2 separate regions of the Homo sapiens genome follow, and region 2 is linked to region 1. Evidence: chromatin loops called from intact Hi-C (ENCODE). Cell type or tissue: sigmoid colon. All regions are shown on one strand.

Evidence for each region. Peaks named below come from ENCODE experiments on the same cell type or tissue, not always from the same donor. Only the 100,000 strongest peaks of a DNase experiment are listed, where the experiment ranks them.
Region 2: it touches region 1 in a loop (8-fold over the local background); 1 of 110 quality-filtered maps calls a loop at or near these places.

The regions. Positions count from the first base shown.
Region 1 is chr7:67,461,672-67,464,171 of GRCh38, forward strand. No RefSeq gene overlaps it. Among named protein-coding and RNA genes, the nearest start is that of LINC01372, 130 kb to the left of the region's middle. In sigmoid colon, no CTCF peak of the experiment used is centred here; a DNase peak (open chromatin) is centred at 1,320.
Region 2 is chr7:67,563,722-67,566,221 of GRCh38, forward strand. No RefSeq gene overlaps it. Among named protein-coding and RNA genes, the nearest start is that of LINC01372, 230 kb to the left of the region's middle. In sigmoid colon, no CTCF peak of the experiment used is centred here; a DNase peak (open chromatin) is centred at 1,460.

The DNA of each region.
Region 1 (2,500 bases):
AGCTCGATACAGAGAATGCAGAGTCCCAAAGCCGAGTGCAATAGCAGGAAAGGAGAGCTGGGCTTTCCTGATGGGGAACAACTCCATGTTCAGCAGTGTAATGTGCACAGACGTGAAAAGGCAGAAAGAGACATGCCCCAGGAGGAGACAGCTGAAGCAGGTAACTCTAAGAAAATGAAGCAGTCTGGGGAGCCCAACCTGGTTTCTGGAGACTTAATTGCCTTAAGAAAGTACTGGTCCTAGGCCTATGTGGTGGCTCACGCCTGTAATCCCAGTATTTTGGGAGGCCAAGGCGGGCAGATCACCTGAGGTCAGGAGTTCAAGACCAGCCTGACAAACATGGTGAAACTCCATCTCTACTAAAAATACAAAAATTAGCTGGGTGTGATGGCGGATGCCTGTAGTCCCAGCTACTCGGGAGGCTGAGGCAGGAGAATTGCTTGAACCCTGGAGGCGGAGGTTGCAGTGAGCGGACATCGCGCCATTGCACTCCAGCCTGGGTGACAGTGAGACTCTGTCTCAAAAAAAAAAAAAAAAAAAAAAAAAAGAAAGAAAGAAAGTACCGGTCCTGTGGGCCAGGAAGCCCACAGAAAAGATCCTGGGAGGAGGATGTGAAGTACCAGAACCTGGACAGACACTTTGGCTGGAAGACTTGGCTGCTCTGTAGGGAGAAGTGCTTAATTGCACCTGCTTGTCCTGTTGGTTACCTGGTGCTTTCATACTGGTGCACGGGGCTTGTTTAGGAAACTGAATTCCAGGCTGTGCTAAGTGCCCCTCCCTTTCTTTCCATAGCCTCCTTTCTCAAAACTGGCCAGAGATGGAAATGATCTGTGTATGTTTCCATCACTATTCCGTGAATGCCTTTAGGGTACCACAGAACCCAGCACACAGTAGGTGCTCAATGAAAATCTCCTGAATGCTTGGTTTTTCCAAGGCTGGCTTTAGCAACAGTCATTGTCTACTTCTCAGGGCTGACTTGCTGAGTCAGGACCTCAGCCTCCTCATCTGTAAAGTGGTGGGGTTGGACCCAGTGACCCTGAGGGTCCATTTGAGCTCAAATGTCCTATGAGTCTATGATTTTTTGACTTCAGAGTCCAGAAATCTCTTGGATCATGTCCCCTAAGGAGATGCCAGGGTTCCTTTCCAGCTTGCAAACCTGTTTTTCAGCCACAGATGGGCCTCCAGGGCAGCAGGGAAGCCGGGAGCCAAGAGGCTGCCTTGTGCGAGTGAGCGATCTGTGCAAGGATGATTTGTGAGGGCAGAGCGGAGGGCAGCAGGGCTGGGGTTTCCCGGGGCTGCTGGCGCACTCCGACATCTGCTATTTTTCACTCCAGTGAGACTGATTTGCTCCAGATGGGCCCCTGCAGACTGTTTTTGGCTGTGCTGGGAAGTGTGGCGGCTGGCTGTGTTTCATCTCTGAGCCCTCTAAGAGACAGCAGAGCACGTGTTAACTGCTTCAGCTAAAAGGCCAGCAGATTCTACAAGAGGGCCCCAGTTCCAAATGATCCCTTCTGAGCAGATGGATTTTTATTTCCCTGAGGCATTACTCTCACTTCAAAGAAAGGTCTGCTCTGGATCTCATGGAGGAATACCTGGTTTGGTGGGCCTTAGTTAGGAAAAATCTTTCAACTGGAGGGAAGACTGTTTTATTGGGTTAAGTCAGATCTTTGGGTCAGTGTCTGTGGTTCTTCTCCAGCTAACAGAACTTTGACTTTACTGAAGGGGACCCTACCACCTTTCGTAGACTCAAGCTTTACTAGCAAGACCACTTTAGGAAGCTTCCTCTATAAGCCTTAGCTGACTGAGCCCTTCCCTTGGGGGCCAAATCTGGTGACTTTCTGAGTCTTTATTTCACAAAGCTGCTTGACAGAGGATAAAGACTTCCTTGGCCAGGAGTCAGGAAACTTGGTTTGGAAGCATGAACCTGTTGCTTCCTGGCTGAGTGATCTTGGATGGGTTATTTGACTCTCCAGCACCTCCATTTCATTTGTAACTTATGATGCTAGTATCTTTTCAAGGTCTGATGCTCATTGGGTCTATAATTTTCAGTTTTCTCAGAGATAAGCATTGCTGGGAGCAGTGGGGACCAGCCTTTCTAAACATAAAGAATCTAGGGACAATGTCACAGTTTTTGCAAGACCCAAGGACAACTCTTATTTGCATGGACCTTTGTCAGGGCAACCCATAGATACACTGAGCAGTGGTGAGGGTCCTGGATTCTGACCTTGAGGGGCTCAGCCAACAGAGGTGGGCCAATGCGGACCCCTGTAGCACCTTTGGCCTGGGTGGTAGGTGAAGACTTGACTTCCACTGTGGGTTTTTCCTCCACTAACTTTACCAGATAGCTTTTTTTCCTTCTTTCTTTTTTTCCCCTATCTCCTTCATCCTAGTCCATTTGTGCTGCTAATGGACAATACAAAAATACCATAGATGAAGTGGCTTAAACAAAAAGCCATTCATTTCTCACAGCTCTGGAGACTGGAAATTGCTGGCAGATTCG
Region 2 (2,500 bases), 100 kb after region 1:
AGGGTCTAACTCTGTTGTCCAGGCTGAAGTATAGTGGCACGATCCTAGCTCACTGCAGCCTCAAAATCCTGAGCTCAAGCGATTCACCCCCCTCAGCCTTTTAAATAGCTGGGGCTATAGGTAGACACCATCACACCTGGGTAAATTAAAAAAAAATTTTAAGAGAAAGGGCTTGGCTATGCTGTCCAGATTGCTCTCAAACTCCTGGGCTCAAATGCTTTTCCTGCCTTGATCTCCCAAAGCACTGGTATTGCGAGCATCAACCAGCACACCTGGCCTCTAGGATATTTTTTGTATATTTGATTCTGCCTTTACAATCACCTTGTCTAAAATAGGTTTTAGTATCTCCTTTTTGGAGAGGAAAACCCCCTCAGCAATTCAGAGGAGTAAAGAAACTTTCCCATGGCTACTTAATGATCATTGTACAGCCAGAATTCAGCATGGATGGAACTGGAGGTCATTATGTTAAGTGAAATAAGCCAGGCACAGAAAGACAAATACTGCGTGTTCTCATTCATATGTGGGAGCTAAAAAATTTGATCTCAGGACAATAGAGAGTAGAATGACAGTTACCAGAGGCTGGGAAGGGTGGGAGGTAGTGGATGAGAGCCTCATTAATGGGGACAAAAATACAGTTAGGTAGAAGGAATGTGTTTTTTTTTTTTTTTTTGAGAGTCTTGCTCTGTTGCCCAGGCTGGAGTGCAGTGGTGCTATGTCAGCTCACTGTAACCTCTGCCTCCCAGGTTCAAGCGATTCTCCTGCCTCAGCCTCCCGAGTAGCTGGGACTACAGGCACCCGCCATCACGCCTGGCTAATTTTTGTATTTTTTAGTAGAGACGGGGTTTCACCATATTGGCCAGGGTGGTCTCAAACTCCTGACCTTATGATCCGCCCGCCTCGGCCTCCCAAAGTGCTGAGATTACAGCACAGTGGCGTGAGCCACTGCACCTGGCCAGGAATAAGTTTTAATGTTCAATAGCAGAGTAGGGTGGTTATCGTTAACCACAATGCACCATATATTTCAAAATAGCTAGAAGAGAGGACTGGAAATATTCCCAGCACATAGAAATGATAAATACTTGAGGTTATAGATATCATAAATACCCTGACTTGATCATCACACATTCTATGCATGTGAAAAAATACTACACATGCCCCATAAATATGTCCAAATATTATGTATCAATAAAAAATAAAAATAAAAACAAAACAAAAGCCAAAAAACAACGCGAATTCAAGTCTGTCTCACTCTTCAGGCTGTGCTTTTGCCTTTAAAACAGAGGTTAGTAACTTTTTTTGCAAAGGGCCAGGAAGAGAATGTTTTATGCTTGGCAGGCTATCAAATCTTTGCAGTAACTCCTCAACCCTGTCATAATAGTGCTGAAGCCGCCATTGCAATGCATAAACAAATGGACATCGATGTATTCCAGTAAAATGTTATTTACAAAAGCAGGCAGTGGGCCGTTGTCACAGGCTAGAGTTTTGACAGCCCCTGCTCTAAATCGCCTCCTTTTATGGGGTCTGGTGCAATCCTGGAGAGGACTCTAGATGGAAAGAAAAACATGTAAGAGGATGTGGATGTGTGGGAGCCTATGATGGCTTCAAGAGATGGAGAGGAATTTGAGGAGATGGGAGCAGATGGTGCTAATCTGAGGTCTGGGAATTGAGGGAACAGAAGATGCTGAGCATGTATTTGGGGCCTGAGTCATCATGGGTCTGCTTGTTGAGCAAAGCTCTACCATGGATCAAGGTCTTTGCTAGGCTTTGAGAGCACCCAATAGAAGGTGAAGATCAGTTCTTGTCTTTGAAAGAGGTGACAATTTGGAAGGAAGAGAGAGACCTGGAAAGAAATGGTAAAAGGGTAAGAGTGCGCAAAGTGTGGAGGCAGTGAAGTTCTGAGTCTGTTACGAGAACACTTTAAGTGAAGTCCCATCATAGGGTATCATTTATGGTGCTTTATTATTATTATTTTTTATGAGACAGGGCCTCACTCTGTCACCCAGGCTGGAGTGCAGTGGAGTGATCTTGGCTCACTGCAGTGTCAACCTTGCTGGCTCAAGCGATCCTCCCACCTCAGCCTCCTGAGTAGCTGAGACTACAGCTGTGTGCCACCACACCCAGCTAATTTTTGTATTTTTTGTAGAGACGGGGTCTCACCGTGTTGCCCAGGCTGGTCTCACACTCCTGGGTTCAAGTGATCCTCCTGCCTCAGCCTCCCAAAGTGCTGGGATTACAGGCATGAGCCATCATGCCTGGCCTCATCCATGGTTCTTGCTGGCCCAGAGACACAATGACCAGATAGAACAAAGCACTGCTATTGGGCAGAGAATCAGAGTCAATGAAACAAATGCCTCAATATCTTTCTCAAGAATTTCTTAAATGTAGACATGCATTTTTGGAGACTGAAGCTGGTACTACTATTTGAAAGAGTTAACACATTCCACTTGGAAGGGAAAAACAACCATGTGGTGACAAAGAATTCGTTCCCTTCTTTGGGTGG